Regions from separate parts of the Homo sapiens genome. Here region 2 is linked to region 1. A link is an interaction called in ENCODE POLR2A ChIA-PET data of the cell type or tissue named here. Cell type or tissue: GM12878. All regions are shown on one strand. Links, peaks and the distances in the headings refer to the core of each region. The heading gives the core; the rest is flanking DNA.

Evidence for each region. Peaks named below come from ENCODE experiments on the same cell type or tissue, not always from the same donor. Only the 100,000 strongest peaks of a DNase experiment are listed, where the experiment ranks them.
Region 2: POLR2A ChIA-PET joins it to region 1 with 5 read pairs; 3 of 35 experiments call an interaction of 5 or more read pairs at or near these places.

Annotation. Positions count from the first base shown.
Region 1 is chr6:53,754,857-53,766,000 of GRCh38, reverse strand. All of the region lies in intron 2 of LOC124901334 (a long non-coding RNA gene), which reads right to left. All of the region lies in intron 2 of LOC124901333 (a long non-coding RNA gene), which reads left to right. Among named protein-coding and RNA genes, the nearest start is that of LRRC1, 35 kb to the left of the region's middle. In GM12878, for the core only: no CTCF peak of the experiment used is centred there; no DNase peak of the experiment used is centred there.
Region 2 is chr6:53,891,387-53,896,386 of GRCh38, reverse strand. All of the region lies in intron 4 of LRRC1 (leucine rich repeat containing 1), which reads right to left. Among named protein-coding and RNA genes, the nearest start is that of LRRC1, 99 kb to the right of the region's middle. In GM12878, for the core only: no CTCF peak of the experiment used is centred there; a DNase peak (open chromatin) is centred at 2,160.

The DNA.
Region 1 (11,144 bases), core at 2,309-7,308:
AAAGAACTTGAGAGAGGAGACCAGTGAAAAGGCAGGTAAGAGAAGATGCCATTGAAGGAAGCAGCAGTGGTGGAGCAAGTGTGAGTTCCAAGATGGAAGGCATGAGGATGGAAGGAGAAGACGAATTTAAAAAATTAAAATGCTGAAGAATTTGCTAAGGTGGACTGGAAGGAAACTGATGCTCACATGGAACATCTCCAAATTCAGAGTAAAGTCATGCTGGGGTTGTTTAGAAAGGGTGAGAGGCTGTGACTAGAAACTAATAGGGTAAATGCTGTAGGGAACGTAATAGAAAATCAAGAGAGCTGATTCAAGGATTGCTGACTTCAGTGAGTCCTCAGCCCAAGCCACTGAAGATTAACTTTAGATACTTTGCTTCAGACTCTGCACATTTGAGTGTAAACATAGCGGGTAGCCACAGGCCACTCCTTAGGAAAGAGGCAGAACACTCAGCTAGCCCACTGTGTCTTGCAGCCTACACCCTGTCTATTTGGATGCTTATAGCATGACCTCTAGCCGTACCAGGCTCTTCTAGATCCAAGCCCTGCTCACGCCCTGGTACTAAGTCTCAGGTATTTATGTGATTCCTGGAATGTTCCCTGTGGACTCAGTCTTCATCCTTTTGGTCTACAGCTGAAACTGCTCCTGGCCTGGTTCCTAAAAGGTCTGGCTGTGTTTTCATAAGACTGAGTTATTCTTTGAGTATTAGCTGCTTTTGACTGGCACCCATCAACAACACCTGTGTGGGCACTGGAGTTAACCTTTTAGGTGCTAAATAAATCTTCCAGCTTCCAAAGGATTTACTCCACATTTTTATATTATTTTAATCTCCAGACATTGGAGCAGGAGGACAAAAATCAGATGGTAAGAATTAGGCATGAGAATGGGCAAAGTAAAAACCAAGAAATGTATGTGGAGTCGTTGGTTTCTGGGATGCTACCATAAAATACTTGAAATAAGGGAAGCCAGAATATGGGTTATGGCCTAAAAGGAGAGAGAATGTCAGGATGAGGACAATGAATATGTTCAGTAAGATTTAGGAAATGTACCAGAAATAGCACAGGACTTAGAGTTTGGCAAACATGGGTTCAAATTCCAGTTGTATGACCATGGATAATATATTTTGCCTCTGTGAGCCTCAGATTTCTGTACAAATCAATTTGGATACTGAGTTAACCAAAATTATTAGTTTTCCTTTCCAGAAAATGAAATTAATAAAGTCTGTCTTGTACGGTTGTTGTGAAAATGAAATGAGAATGTATGCAAAACATCCAACCCACACCTCACACATAGTGGGTGCTCAAAAAATAGTGAATATTAATATTGCTACAAAAAGCAAGAATGATCAGAGGAGGGGATTCTGAAGGTCTTTGATCTTGGCCAATGTCAGTTTTGACTTTATTATACATTATGCATTTGGACTAATTAAATGTGAGGAAGAAGCTACTAAATACATGGTAAAGTCTCAGGTTACAAAATCAACGTACACAAATCGGTAGTACTGCTATACACCAACAACGGCCAAGCTGAGAATCAGATCAAGAACTCAACCCCTTTACAACAGCTGCAAAATAAAATAAAATACCTAGGAATATACTTAACCAAGGAAGTAAAAGATCTATACGAGGAGAACTACAAAACACTGCTGAAAGAAATCATAGATGGCAAAAACAAATGGAAACACATCCTATGCTCATGGATTGGGAGAATCAATAGTGTGAAAATGACCATACTGCTCAAAGCAATCTACAGATTCAGTGCATTTCCCATCAAAATATCAACATCATTGTTCCCAGAATTAGAAAAAGAATTCCTAAAATTCCTATGGAACCAAAAAAAGAGTCCACATAGCCAAAACAATACTAAACAGAGAAAACAAATCTAGAGACATCACATTACCAGACTTCAAATTATACTACAAGGCTATAGTTACCAAAATAGCATGGTACTAGTATAAAAGTAGGCACATAGACCAATAGAACAGAATAGAGAACCCAGAAATAAAGCCAAATACTTAAAACCAACTGATCTTCGACAAAGCATACAAAAACATAAATGGGGGAAAAGACACCCTATTTAATAGTGCTGGGAAAACTGGCTAGCCACATGTAGAAGAATGAAACTGGATCCCTATCTCTCACCTAACACAAAAATCAATTAAAGACAGATCAAAGACTTAAACCTAAGACCTGAAACCATAAAAATTCTAAAAGATAACTTCCGAAAAACTCTTTTAGACACTGACCAAGACAAAGAATTTATGACTAAATTCCCAAAAGTAAATACAACAAAAACAAAAATAAACAAATGAGATCTATTTAAACTAAAAAGCTCCTGCACAGTGAAAGAAATTGTCAACAGAGTAAAGAGATAACCCACAGAATGGGAGAAAATATTTGCAAACTGTGTGTATGGCAAAGGACTAGTATTGAGAATCCACAAGGAACTCAAACAAATTTGATTCAAATAAATCGGCAAGAAAAAAATGAAATAATTCCATCCAAAATGGGCAATGACATGAATAGACATTTCTCAAAAGAAGATATACAAATGGCCAAGAAACATGAAAAAAATGCTCAACATCACTAATCATCAGAGAAATGCAAATTAAAATCACAGTGAACTATCTCCTTACCCCAGTCAGAATGGCCATTATTAAAAAGTCAAAAAACAATAGATGTTGGTGTGCATGTGGTGAAAAGGGAATGCTTATACACTGCTTGTGGGAATGTGAATTAGTACAACCTCTATGGAAAACAGTATACAGATTTCTTAAAGAACTAAAAGTAGATCTACCATTTGGTCCAGCAGTCCCACTACCAGGTATCTACCCAAAGGAAAAGAAGTTATTATATTAAAGAGACGCATGCATATGTATGTTTATTGCAGCATAATTCACAATTGCAAAGATCTGGAACCAACCTAAGTGCCCATCAACCAATGAGTGGATAAGAAAATGTGATATTTGTGGAGAAATAGAAACACTTTTATACCGTTGATGGTAATGTAAATTAGTTCAACCATTGTGGAAGATGATGTGGCAATTCCTCAAAGAGCTAGAAGCAGAAATACCATTTGACCCAGCAATCCCATTACTTAGTATACACCCAAAGGAATATAACCCATTCTATTACAAAGATACATGGATGTGTATGTTCATTGCAGCACTAGTCACAATAGCAAAGACATGGAATCAACCCAAATGCCAATCGATGATAGAGTAGATAAAGAAAATGTGGTACATATACACCATGGGATAGTATGCAGCCATAAAAAAAATGAATGAGATCATGTCCTTTGCGGGGACATGGAGAGAGCTGGAAGCCATTATTCTCAGCAAACTAACACAGTAACAAAACAGAACACCGCATGTTCTTACTTACAGGTGGGAGCTCAACAATGAGAATAGATGGACACAGGGAGGGTAACAACACACTCTGGGGCCTGCTGGGGTGTGTGGTGGGAGAGGGAGAGCATAAGGAAAAACAGCTAATTCATGCTGGGCTTAATGCCTAGATGATGGGTTGATAGGTGCAGCAAACCACCGTGGCACATGTTTACCTATGTAACAAACCTGCACATGCTGCACATGTACCCCAAAACTTAAAATAAAAATAAAAATTAAACAAAGAAAATGTGATATATATACACCATGCAGTACTTCTCAGTCATAAAAGGAACAAAATAACGTCTTTTGCAGCACTTGGATGGAGCTGGAGACCATTATTCTAAGTGAAGTGACTCAGGAATGGAAAATCAAAAACTGCATACTCTCCCTTATAAGTGGGAGCTAAGCTATGAGTATACAAAGGCATACAGAGTGGTATAATGGGCTTTGGAGGCTTAGAAACAGGAGGTTGGGTGGGGGGTGAGGGATAAAAAACCACATATTGGGGGCCAGGCGCAGTGGCTCGCGCCTGTAATCCCAGCACTTTGGGAGGCCAAGGTGGGCAGATCACGAGGTCAGGAGATCGAGACCATCCTGGCTAACACGGTGAAACCCCATTTCTACTAAAAATACAAAAAATTAGCCAGGCATGGTGGTGGGTGCCTGTAGTCCCAGTTACTCGGGAGGCTGAGGCAGGAGAATTGCTTGAACCTGGGAGGCGGAGGTTGCAGTGAGCTGAGATCGCGCCACTGCACTCCAGCCTGGGTGACAGAGCCAGACTCCGTCTCAAAAAAAAAAAAAAAACACTACATATTGGGTACAAGGTACACTACTCAGGTAATGGGTGCACTGAAATCTCAGAATTCACTACTATATAATTCATCCATGTAACCAAAAACCACTTGTACCCCAAAAGCTATTGAAATAAAAAATATTTTTTAAAAGATGCCTATATTTCCACTACCTTGAGATAAATCAATTTGATCTTTTCTCTTGTGGAATTAATAATTAAGATACAAGTGATTAGAGATGGGATAGAAGCTACAAATACATGGAAAGGCACAGAGGCAGAGAAAGAACCACAATGTTGGCAGAGCACTAGAAAAGGGTTTAATAACTCTCATTGCTGAAGAAATTTAGATCCTCTCTGCTCAAAGTGTGGTCCAAGACCAGCAGCATCAGCATCACCATGAGCTTGTGGGAAATGCAGAATATCTGGTCAAACATTAGACTTACTGAATCATAATCTGCATTTTAACATGATCCCCAGGTAATTTGCACATTACAGTTTGGAAATCACTGGTCTGGATTCTCTTGAGGCCACAGCTGTGTTGGCTCCTGAAAAACCTTTGTGAGCCCTGATGGTGTGCTGTGTCTTCGGTATTTCCATGAGTTCTGGCCCAAATTCAAGAAGTTAATCATCTGAAGAGCTGAGAATCAAACAGGAATTTGACTCCTAGTCCATCAAGTTAACTGGCATATTATATTTCTAGTCCTTCTATCCAGGAGCACATTATATTTCTCCCCTAATTTAAGTCTTCTATTAGATATCTCAGTGTTGGTTTATTCTTCCTTTTTTTTTTTTTTTTTTTTTTTTTTTTGAGATAGGGTCTCACTGTGTGGCCCAGGCTGGAGTGCAGTGGTGTGATCTTGGCTCACTGCAACCTCCAACTCCTGGGTTCAAGCGATCCTCCTGCCTCAGTCTCCCAAGTAGCTGGGATTACAGGCGTTTTCCACCATGCCCAGCTGATTTTTGTATTTTTAGTTGAGACGGGGTTTCACCATGTGGGCCAAGCTGGGTTTTTTTCTTTTTTCTTTGAGACAGTATATTGCTCTGTTGCCCAGGCTGGAGTGCAGTGGCACAATCATGGCTCACTGAAGCTTCAACCTCCCAGGCTCAAGTGATTCTTCCACCTCAGCCTCCTGAGTAGCTGGGATCATGGGTCCACACCACCACATCTGGCTAATTTTTTTTTGTTTGTTTTGGTAGAGATGGAGTCTCACTCTGTTGCCCAGGCTGGTCTCAAACTCCTGGGGTCAAGAGATCCTCCTGCCTTGGCCTCCTAGAGTGCTGCAATTACAGGTGTAAGCCACCACACCTGGCCAAGTTTTACTACCTTTTCCTATAGACTTTACATATTTTAATAGAAATTTTTCATTTCTTTCCAAGCAGCTTTCAATGCTACTTTGAACTATTCTTTGTCCTTTGCACTATTTAAGATCATTCTTACAAATAGATCTCATGTTACCTTAAACAATTTATTTCTTCTCATTGTGCTTGATTATTGGCCTTTAGCATAGTAGGAAAATATAAGAGTCAAGTCCTCGAAAAGGTTACAGAGAAATTATAGAAAATGGATATACAGTGTCTGAAATGAAAGCTCAGAAGGTCTCCTTAGGTGGGAGACTCAGGGCTCAGGTAGATCAAGTTTTTTATCATAACTTTGCTAATCACTTTTGGATATGAGACTCAAAGACAATGTTGGTAGCTACTAGATCAGTGGTTTCTAAACTTTGCTGCACATTAGAATGATCTTAGAGCTTATAAACCTCCCCAGCCTTGCTCACATTGCACCCTTACCAATTAAGACAGCTGGCTGGGGATGGGGGCCAGGCATCAGTAGTTTTTAGAGATTCCCAGGTGATTCCAATATGTGGCAGAGATGAGAACCAACATAGTAAATGATGCATTACTTAATATAGCAATGATAAGCTCCTGGTTTAACTGTTGAATAAAACCATCATTGAGTTTGCCAACATTGAGTTTCTTTGCTTCAAGTGAGGCACATGTGTAAAGTATGTGATACTTATTCTTACTTTTTAGATTCTATTCTAATAGGTAATAGAATAAAATAATAAATCTTAATCTTATCTATTAGATCTTATTCTAATAGATAATAATTATTCTTTCTTTCTGTGTGTAAGAAAATGGAGAATTGGGGGCCCCACTCCAAAATTACTAGATCAGAATTTGCAGTGAAATAAGCTCCCCAGTTGATACTCTCACACATTAAGATTTGAGATGCTTGTCTCCCTCTCCCTCCAGGCTGTAACTCCTGGAAAGCCTGGACTACACCAGACCATCCTTGTTTCCCAGTGGGGCCTAATAGTGCCTTGCCAATGGAAGAGCTTAAGAATTGTTGACTGAGTTGAATCAATAGTGATTGTACTGCTGGCTCAATGTCAAAGGATAGGATGCTGAGGGTATTGTTAGTACCAAAGAGAGCATAAACATTTCTTAAATTGCCTCCAGAGCAGCTAGTCCTTGTTTAGGTGACAGGCTCCTTTGAGAATTTAATGAAAGCTAAGGGTCATTTTTCTGTCTTTACAAAATTCTGCATACAGGTGGTTCATAGATTCTCCAGACACCCATAACATGGATTCCCTATGTCCATGACAGATAAAATTTGAGTCTAAAGTAGTCACTGAAAACTTGAGTCATATATGCATCTTTCCATCATCTTCAGAACAGACAGAGAGTGAAGCAGGATATTTAAAAACTACTGATGACCGTTTAATTAAAAGGGCTAAACTGAAAATAGTTTTACAAGGACATGGCAAAGATATTTTTTAGGCTTTTACACACAAGTCTCAAAGAAGTGCTTTGACTAGCACTTTAGTTTTCTTCTTTCTTTTTACTGTGAATTTCTTTAGTAACTTCCTTTTAACTTTAAGTAAATCTATCATCTAGAATGACCATGAACTTTAATAGAAGAAGAAAATCATGACTATTACCACAAATACCCAGACCCAGTCTAAAATAGATCAGGCAGCCTGTATAGAAAAAAGAAATGGAAAAGTTTGCTTGCATGGGCTCCACACCCAGGCAATCAATTCAGTTATTGAGGCATAAAGCAGAAGGAGGAAAAAACATGATGTCAAATGCTACTGTAACATATGTGCCTGGGAGTGGGATTGGCAAAGGCTTATAAATTTGGCTTGGCCCACAAGCAGAATTTAGTTGAGATTGGCAGTAAAAACATTTTCTACAGTTTTGCTGCCTTTGGTGATTTGAATCACAATCTAACACGTAGGATTTGGGCAATAATCTTCTTATTTACATCTCATTTTATTCCATACACCATGTAAATTGTATTTTATGCATTTGTATGCCAAAAAAGAAAATAAAATTTTGAAAAAAAAGAATGAATAAAACAGGTCAAAGGAAAAATAAGCAGAAAAATGATGAGATAAAAGAGAAGTCAAAAACTGCATGCCATAGATTCTATGTATCTGAGATATGAGAGCCCTTCATTGCTAAGACATGAGGGCTACAATCTTGGCTGTTAAGATTTCTTACATCAAAAACAATTATTGTATTCCTAATTTCCTAAAATAAAAACAAGGCTATTACTCCTGTCACTGAGATTAAAGAGAAAGTGCCTCATGCATCATCATAAAGAGGACCTTTTTTAAAAAAAATTGAAAAAATATGCTCAACTTTTGTACAGACAAGAGCTTTGTAGGATTACAGCATCAAGTCATTGAAGCTGACTTCAATTACTTGACAATAAATTTCAAGGAAGAAGAGACAGCGCATGTTTATCTTATCCACTGCGAAAGTTGCCATGACACTGTCTCTCTTGAACCTGATTTTTGTAGGGACAGGTTTTATGTACACTTCAATAAAAAGAGGTCTATATCCATCTAAAGAAGCCAGCCCACAGCTGAGGGTTTGGTTATAAGAACCGCAACTTGGTATTACTTCTAACATATTTATCTGAAAGTCAATAAAATACAGCAAAGATTAGTAATAGAATAACTGTCAGCTCTCTGCCTATTCCTTGGGTGGAACCTCAGTCTAAGAAACTCAGACTGGCAATTGTTCAAGGCAGAAAATGTCTAATAAGCTAATAGGACTGTAATGTATGGAAAAGCAAAAGGTGTTACTTAAAAAAATGTTCAACCAGTGAAGCCTCACTCACAGTGCTACAGGATAAAATATGGGTGAGAGTTTGGGCCTACCATCTTTGATCCACTCTGCTGGTGGGGAATCTCTGCCAGGTGCAACATTGAATTAGAGGTGACATCTTGGTTTGAGTTTTTTTTTTTTGTCTTTTGTTTTTTGTTTTGAGAGAGAGTCTCGCTCTGTCCCCCAGGCTGGAGTGCAGTGGCATGATCTTGGCTCACTGCAACCTGCACCTCCCAGGTTCAAATGATTCTCCTGTCTCAGCCTCCTGAGTAGCTGGGATTACAGGCGTGTGCCACCACACCCGGCTAATTTTTGTATTTTTAGTAGAGACAGGATCTCACCATGTTGGCCAGGCTGGTCTTGAACTCCTGACCTCAGGTGATCCGCCCGCCTCGGCCTTCCAAAGTGCTGGGATTACAGGCGTGAGCCACCGTACCCAGCCAATGGTTTGAGCGTTTACATTAACAGTGTTAATTAGCATGTCACTTTCACTTTTGTTATTTTTGCAACGTTTACATACCATTTATACCTCTAATTACTTAATTTTTTCTTGACATTGACTTTAAAATTTTATTCATCCTAAGCAGAAATACTTATGATTTCTGTGTAAGATATAGTTTTCTCACACACATCATATAACATAAAATTCTTTTTTGAGACGGAGTCTCGCTCTGTCGCCAGACTGGAGTGCAGTGGCGCGATCTTGGCTCACTGCAAGCTCTGCCTCCCAGGTTCAAGCGATTCTCCTGCCTCAGCCTCCCCAGTAGCTGCGACTACAGGCACACACCACCACGTCCAGCTAATTTTTGTATTTTTAGTAGAGATGGGGTTTCACCATGTTGGCCAGGCTGGTCTCGATCTCTTGACCTCATGATCCGCCCACCTCAGCCTCCCAAAGTGCTGGGATTACAGGCATGTGCCACCGTAATATTTTTTAAAATAACTCCATGAACCATCTAAAGTTATTTCTAACATTATATGCTATAGAAATCACAACTTACAAAATATGCAAACACTTTAGATGAAGCTTGGCAGTGGTTTAAAACTACAGACATTGGAAACAGACTGCCAGGGTTCTAATGCCAGCTCTGTTCCTTAAAAGCTGTGAAACATTGAGCAAGTCACTTTATCTTTCTGTGCCTCAGTAGCCTCATCTGCAAAATGGGAGTAATATTACTAGTATTTGCCACAGGATTATTGTGAAAACTAAATTAATTAATATATGTAAACGAGTTCTATCAGCGGTTGATGCTTAATAAGTGTGCCATTATTATTAAAACACAGTAAATAAGATAGCCTTTGTTCTAGAGAAGTTCAGACTGTTGATTCTGTAGAGCTGGGGAAAGTGAGCTTTTTTGGATAACCCCATGAACTGATCCACTCCTGTTTCACTGAGTTCATATCCGAGATGCCTAGTGCTAGGAGTTACCATTAATATCAAATTTGATGGACAAATTTCTGTCTTCACACATGGCTCTATTACACCTAAATTTAATTCAATAATAAGATATTTATAATAAGATTAAACATTTAATTTTCCCTTTCTATTTGTTATTGACTGATAAATTGGCAGATGTAAAGAAAATGGGAGAGGGGAAGAGGAAAGAATAAGGACGGAAAAAGGAAAGAATAAGGATGGAAAGAAAGGACAAAGGTGGAAGCCAAAGGCCAAGCCTAAGAACTTCAGGAAAGTTGAACCCGTAAGCTTCGAAAAGTTGTCGCAGGGTTAAAATGACATGTGAAAGTGACTACTACCGGGTGGTAGGATGAATTTTATTTTCTTCTCTCTGCTTTTCTGTATTTACTGAATTTGCTACAATGAGCACAGTTTGTTTTGATAATGAGAAAAAAATGGAAAGTGTTTTTTAAATTAATAAAATGTGTCATTGGGAAAATTCCAAATATAATGTTCAGGAAGAAAGGAATTCAAATGAATAATAATTGAATATATAGCAGAAGAGAAAAACTGTGAAAGGGTAAAATTTGATGTTTATTCACTGGTAAAAGACTACCAAGAATCTCAGATGCATAACTTAGTAAAAGCATTTGCATCAAAACAACTTTCTCAGAGTTTTCTGCATTATCAATGTTATCGTTGCTTGAAAAGTAAAAGATTCAGCCCATGGAGATAGTTAAAGAAGTGGGAGGCTAGGGGTAAAAACCATAAATCTTCAAAGGCCCACCTTTTATTCTGATGGCACACATGTGGGCTTTGACCAGCAGTGTTGAGTGACTTTGGGAGATTTTACTTGTAGAGTGAATCGTGAGCCTGGGCCAGTGAGTGTCTGCCCATGGAATCTTAGGTGCCAGAGTATTGGACCTGACCTTGAGGAATGGGCTCTCTCCTACCTTCAAACTAAGTTGTCAGGTCCCAAAAGACGGTATGGTAATACTTTTCTTGAACCTCCAAACCTCTATTGCCATAGAAGCTATGTCATGATTGTTTAATAGGATTCTGAGCTCCTTTGGGTTTTCAAGGATATTTTCCATCATTTTTCTCATTTAAATCTGGTGTAGACTTACTAATTTTTGTTTTCTTGATCTCTCATTGCCAAAGGGAAGAGTATTGACATCTCTCTATCAGCTTTGAGGAGGTGTGTTAAAATCTCCCACTGTGGTTTAGAGTTTGCCAGTCTCCCCCAGTGGAACCAATTGTTTTATTTATAAATATCTTTCATGTCTCTGTTGCGAAGTACAGATAAGTACATGTTTGTTAGAGTTTCTTGGATTATTACTGTTATGACATATCATGTCTCTCTTTATTCCTTGTCTTATGCTGCCATTTTACTTGATATGTACAAGCCCAGGGCAGTGCAGGTGAGGAAAGAAAGGAAACGAGATGAG
Region 2 (5,000 bases), core at 1-5,000, 130 kb before region 1:
AGGTCACTTACCAGGGTAAAAATACCTATCATCACCACCCCCCACACCCATTAAAAACAATACCATCTCTACCTCTCAAATTGTAATCTTAAGATATTAATAATTAATAAAAGAGTAGTGTGTCATGACTACAAAGCACCTTCATTCAAATACCTTGTACATGTGATATGTGGAAATAACTCATCAGCCAATAAAACACAACCACTCTCAGGACTGAGACAGAAGCTGAATGTGTGCATCTAGACTTTCAAATGCCAAAAATGCAGTTACCATAAAACAGTAGCACCTTTAGTCTTGCAGAGCTCAGAGCTCTTCTTCCCAGTATCAGTGAGAGATCATCCCTGTTTTAAAGTAGGGGACATCTCAGTCCAGAGAGTCCAAGTTGATCTACTTATGATCATAAATTCATGGATCAAGTGGCAGCTGCGCTAAGGAAGTAACTTTCATTTAAATGCATTCAGGATAATGTCATAATGTATCTTGCACAGTGCCTGGAACACGGACTGATTTAATAAATGGTAGCTATAATAATGTTGCTTTTATTCTGGATTAAACCCTAGAATGAGGCTCTCTTCATCAGATTCTCCAGCCTCTTGGATGTAATCCAGTCTATTAGGAGCACAGTGGAATGTGACAGATGTTTGACAGATGGGGCAAATCTTGACAGGCAGTGGCAATTCTGCATCACCAGAAACCCTCATGAAGTTATGTCAGCACTGGCAAAACATATTGATTCAGAAAACAAGTGACACAGTCTATTGCCCCTACAAGCACTGTACTAAACTATACCAACCAAAAAGTCACATTTTGCTAATATCACCATAGTAACATCCAGATTTGGAGGAATTTCATTTCTGAGCACACAGAACACAAAAAGTCAGACATTATCCCAACACTCTAATCTGCCTTAATCCTCCATTCTCCCTCCTTCCAACAAAAAAGCCAGAATCACGTGTACTAACAAGGCTGGTTTTATAACATCCAGAAATGTAAATTTAAATGAACAGTGTATATACATGCTTAAAACCTGTTTGCCAGAAAATATATTTTAACTGTATTATGAAATGTAAAAATCCTGCATCTCCTTCTCCAATTTTACAAAACCAAATAATTTTCATACTTAAAGCAAGAACAAAACTTTCAATTTCTTTTTAAAAAGACAAACTCCCAGCCGGGCGCGGTGGCTCACCCCTGTAATCCCAGCACTTTGGGAGGCCGAGGTGGGCGGATCCACGAGGTCAGGAGATCGAGACCATCCCGGCTAACACGGTGAAACCCCATCTCTACTAAAAATACAAAAAATTAGCCGGGCGTGGTGGCGGGCGCCTGTAGTCCCAGCTACTTGGGAGGGTGAGGCAGGAGAATGGCATGAACCTGGAAGGCGGAGCTTGCAGTGAGCTGAGATCACGCCTGGGCGACAGAGCGAGACTCCATCTCAAAAAAAAAAAAAAGAAAAAAAAACTCCCCGCTAATATGTCACCATGAAATTAACACCAACGTTCTTCAAATCAAATGTAACTTGGTGCGGAGTTGCAGTTCTCTAGTTCTACTTTCTCTTGACCAAGTGTTTACGTAGAAGAAACAACAAAGGGAAGGGGAGGAGGATGAGATGTACACCACCCAGTATCTCCTTCCAAAAGCAATCTGTAAATAATCTGTAAATCATAATTTTACTTGAAAAGTAAAAATTTAAAAACAAAGGGCTTTGTTTTCAGTTTTAAATTTCCATGTAATGCCTAACCAGTTTTATTAAGAAGACAGTAATCCCTCAGCTATTTTCACATTTAAATTTTTAAAATGAATGTTAGGATTGTCATTTTATCTCTTCGGTAATCCACTACTTTCACACCTATTTTAACAAACCAAGGACACCCACTAATGAAAGAAGGAAAATGTCCTTCTTTGCATCAAAAACTTGACTCACTGGGCATCACTGAAAGCATCTTGCAAAGCAGTTTCACACAGCCTCATGCTGAGTGTTATGCCAAGTTTCCACAGCCATGCTCTCAGCATCTCCTGCCTGAAACATAGACCAGAGCCAAGGGGGAGAAACCAGCCTGCTAAGGCAGAAGGAGCTGTGCAGGGCGCCTTCTGTGAGCCATCTCATCTGGTTAGTAATGACCCAGCAAGTTGATGATGCTACCATGACATGATTAGGACCGTGAGGTTTTGTGTGAGGCCCACTTGATAGAAACAGGCAAAACCACAATTCAACCCTGGCCAAATGCCAAAGCTCCTGCCCTCACCCTCACTGACTGAGGCATCTCCAGGTGTCTCTGTTCTTCAAAACTCTCTCATTTAAATTTTAAAAACACCTCTCAGTTTTAGGTATATACATAAGTCTTACCTTCTTAAAAGAGACACTGGAATTTTTGCTGTTTGATTTTATTTTAAGAATGTGATACACATTTTAAAATTATCTTTAAATTTTGTCTTCAGAGCAAATGGCATAGGCTACAGTTACTATAAGCAAACAACACTTGAGCAAAAATACTGCTGAAATGCCCTAGTTCCCACCCCCATCATGCTAACACCCAGATATAATATCCTGCTAAGTAAAAAAGTTCTGGCTACAAAACCTCTTAAGTTTCTACTGTTTGGGGGAAGTAAAGAAAATGTGGATGTATGGGTGATACATCAACAACAAAAAATATCATATTTTTATAATATTTCAAAAGTAAAAATTAACAAAGTACAGGCTAAGTATCCCTTATCTGAAATGCTTGGAACTGTTAGTGTTTCAAATTTTGGATTTTGGAGTATCTGCAATATACTTAATCTGAAATCCAAAATGCTCCAATGAGCATTTTCTTTGAGCAAATGGTCGGCACTCATAAAGTTTCAGATTTGGGGGCATTTCAGATTTCTGGATTTGGAGTGCTCAACCTGTATATAAAAGAATATCCTTATATTCTGAGGTAATACTTCCCCAATTATTTTAAACTATTTAAAATAAAGAAACTTGGATATTATAATCAGACTCTATAGAGCCACCGATGAAAGCCACTCTAAAAAGAGCACATGGAATCTAAGAGGCCTGGGGCCCAGGCTTGAATCCTGCTTGTCCCTCACTAATTAGCTAGGCTTGCTTGCCTGAGGTGTTTACTGCTGAATCTCGATTTTCCCTAAAATAAATATAATCATATCTATTATGGCAATTAGAGCATAATACATTTTCCCTTCAAGTTAACAGAGCCAGTTTCTTGCCTTATTTCCTCAAGACACCCTTTGTCCCTAAGTGCAGCTAGGTACCTTACAAATGTGTGTGCCTTGAGTCAGGGTCTTCAGAAAGATTGCTACAAGATGCTGCTAATCACGGATGTCATCTCCACTACTAAAAAACTCCTTGAAGGACAGGCCCTACATCTGGCATTGGCCAATTTTTAACTCATCAAACATTGTCTGTAACTGGACTGGAAGAAATAGAAAGCAAACAAAGGCTCTGACTATAGACTCCTACCTCCTGTATGAGCCCAAACCTCACAGCATAATCTGGACAAGTCATTCTCAGTTCCAAGTATCACTAAGTGATTCTAGAATGAAACTATGGGTTTGGTTCACATCAGTAGCTTGCCTTGGACAGTCCTTCACCAAAATGTAGAACCCAACCAGCCCACTCCAGAACATGGTTCTCTCCAAATTGTTGTAGTAACAGAGCTGACATAAAACAGAATCAGCCTAAATGCAGAATTGGAACAGAGACATTAACACAAAAGTGAATGAATGAATAATCTCCTTTTGTGGTCTTTCAGAATACAGTATCTTCAATCAAGTCCCTGTCCCATCAAAGCAACCCATTGAATTCAAATATCTTCACATCTCTTACAGCACCCCATAAGGAACATGCTCCTGAGCAGCTTCGGGAGTGGGATCCAAACCTAATCCTGTGTGCTGAAGAGCCCAAGCTCTTAATCAGAAGGTCAAGAGAGACAGAGGGAGACCCAACCTCCACAGGCCTTTATCCACTATTTCAGTTAAACATGGTATTACAGAGATACGAGAAAGAATCAGGCATTTCTAAAACTTTTACAAATGCGATTTTAAAAATTAAACACTTTAATAGTTCTACTACTAATAATAATAATACTGGCAACTTACTCTATGACAGACTTCGTTATAACTTCTTTATGAGAATTAACTTATCGGATGAGAAAACTAAGGCACAGAGAGGAAGCTTGAACAAGGTCTCACAAAATTGCCAAGTAGAAAAGCCAGGATTCACCAGGGAATCTGCATTCTTAACCACTATGTTGTGCTGCCTCTCACTCGAGTTGGTAAGTCAATTTTGCAAATAGGTAATAATATATTTATGTATATACATATTTATTTTTATGTGTATGTGTGTGTGTGTGTGTGTGTGTGTGTGTGTGTGTGTATATATATATATTTTTTTTTTAGACAGAATCTTACTCTGTCACCCAGGCTGGAGTGCAGTGGTGTGATCTTGGCTCACTGCAACCTCCGCCTCCTGGGTTCAAGCGATTCTCCTGCCTCTGCCTTCCCAGTAGCTGGGACTACAGGCATGCACCACCACACCCAGCTAATTTTTGTATTTGTAGTAGAGATGGGGTTTCACCAGACCAGACAGTTGGCCTGGCTGGTCTCGATCTCCTGACCCCAGGTGATCTGCCTACCTAGGCCTGCCCAAAGTGCTAGGATTACAGGCATGAGCCATCACACCCGGCCAATTTATATATATTTACAACAATATATTCAGTAAAGAGTTTCTTCTTTTCCCCCATCAATCCAGCTTCCCACTACCAAACCGTTTTCACAGGAAATTACCTTAAAAATTTCATATGGATTCATGCAGGGCTTTCTTTAGGTGTGAATGTATATAGTCTCTCTCCCTCTTTTTTTTTTTTTTACAAGAAAGGTAGCGTTCTATACATATATATCTGGCACTTTGCTTTCCTCACTTACCAGATTTTTTTTGTCTCATTTTTTATTTGTACATACCAGTATTTTTTCAACAATTGCACAGTATCTTACTGTCTATG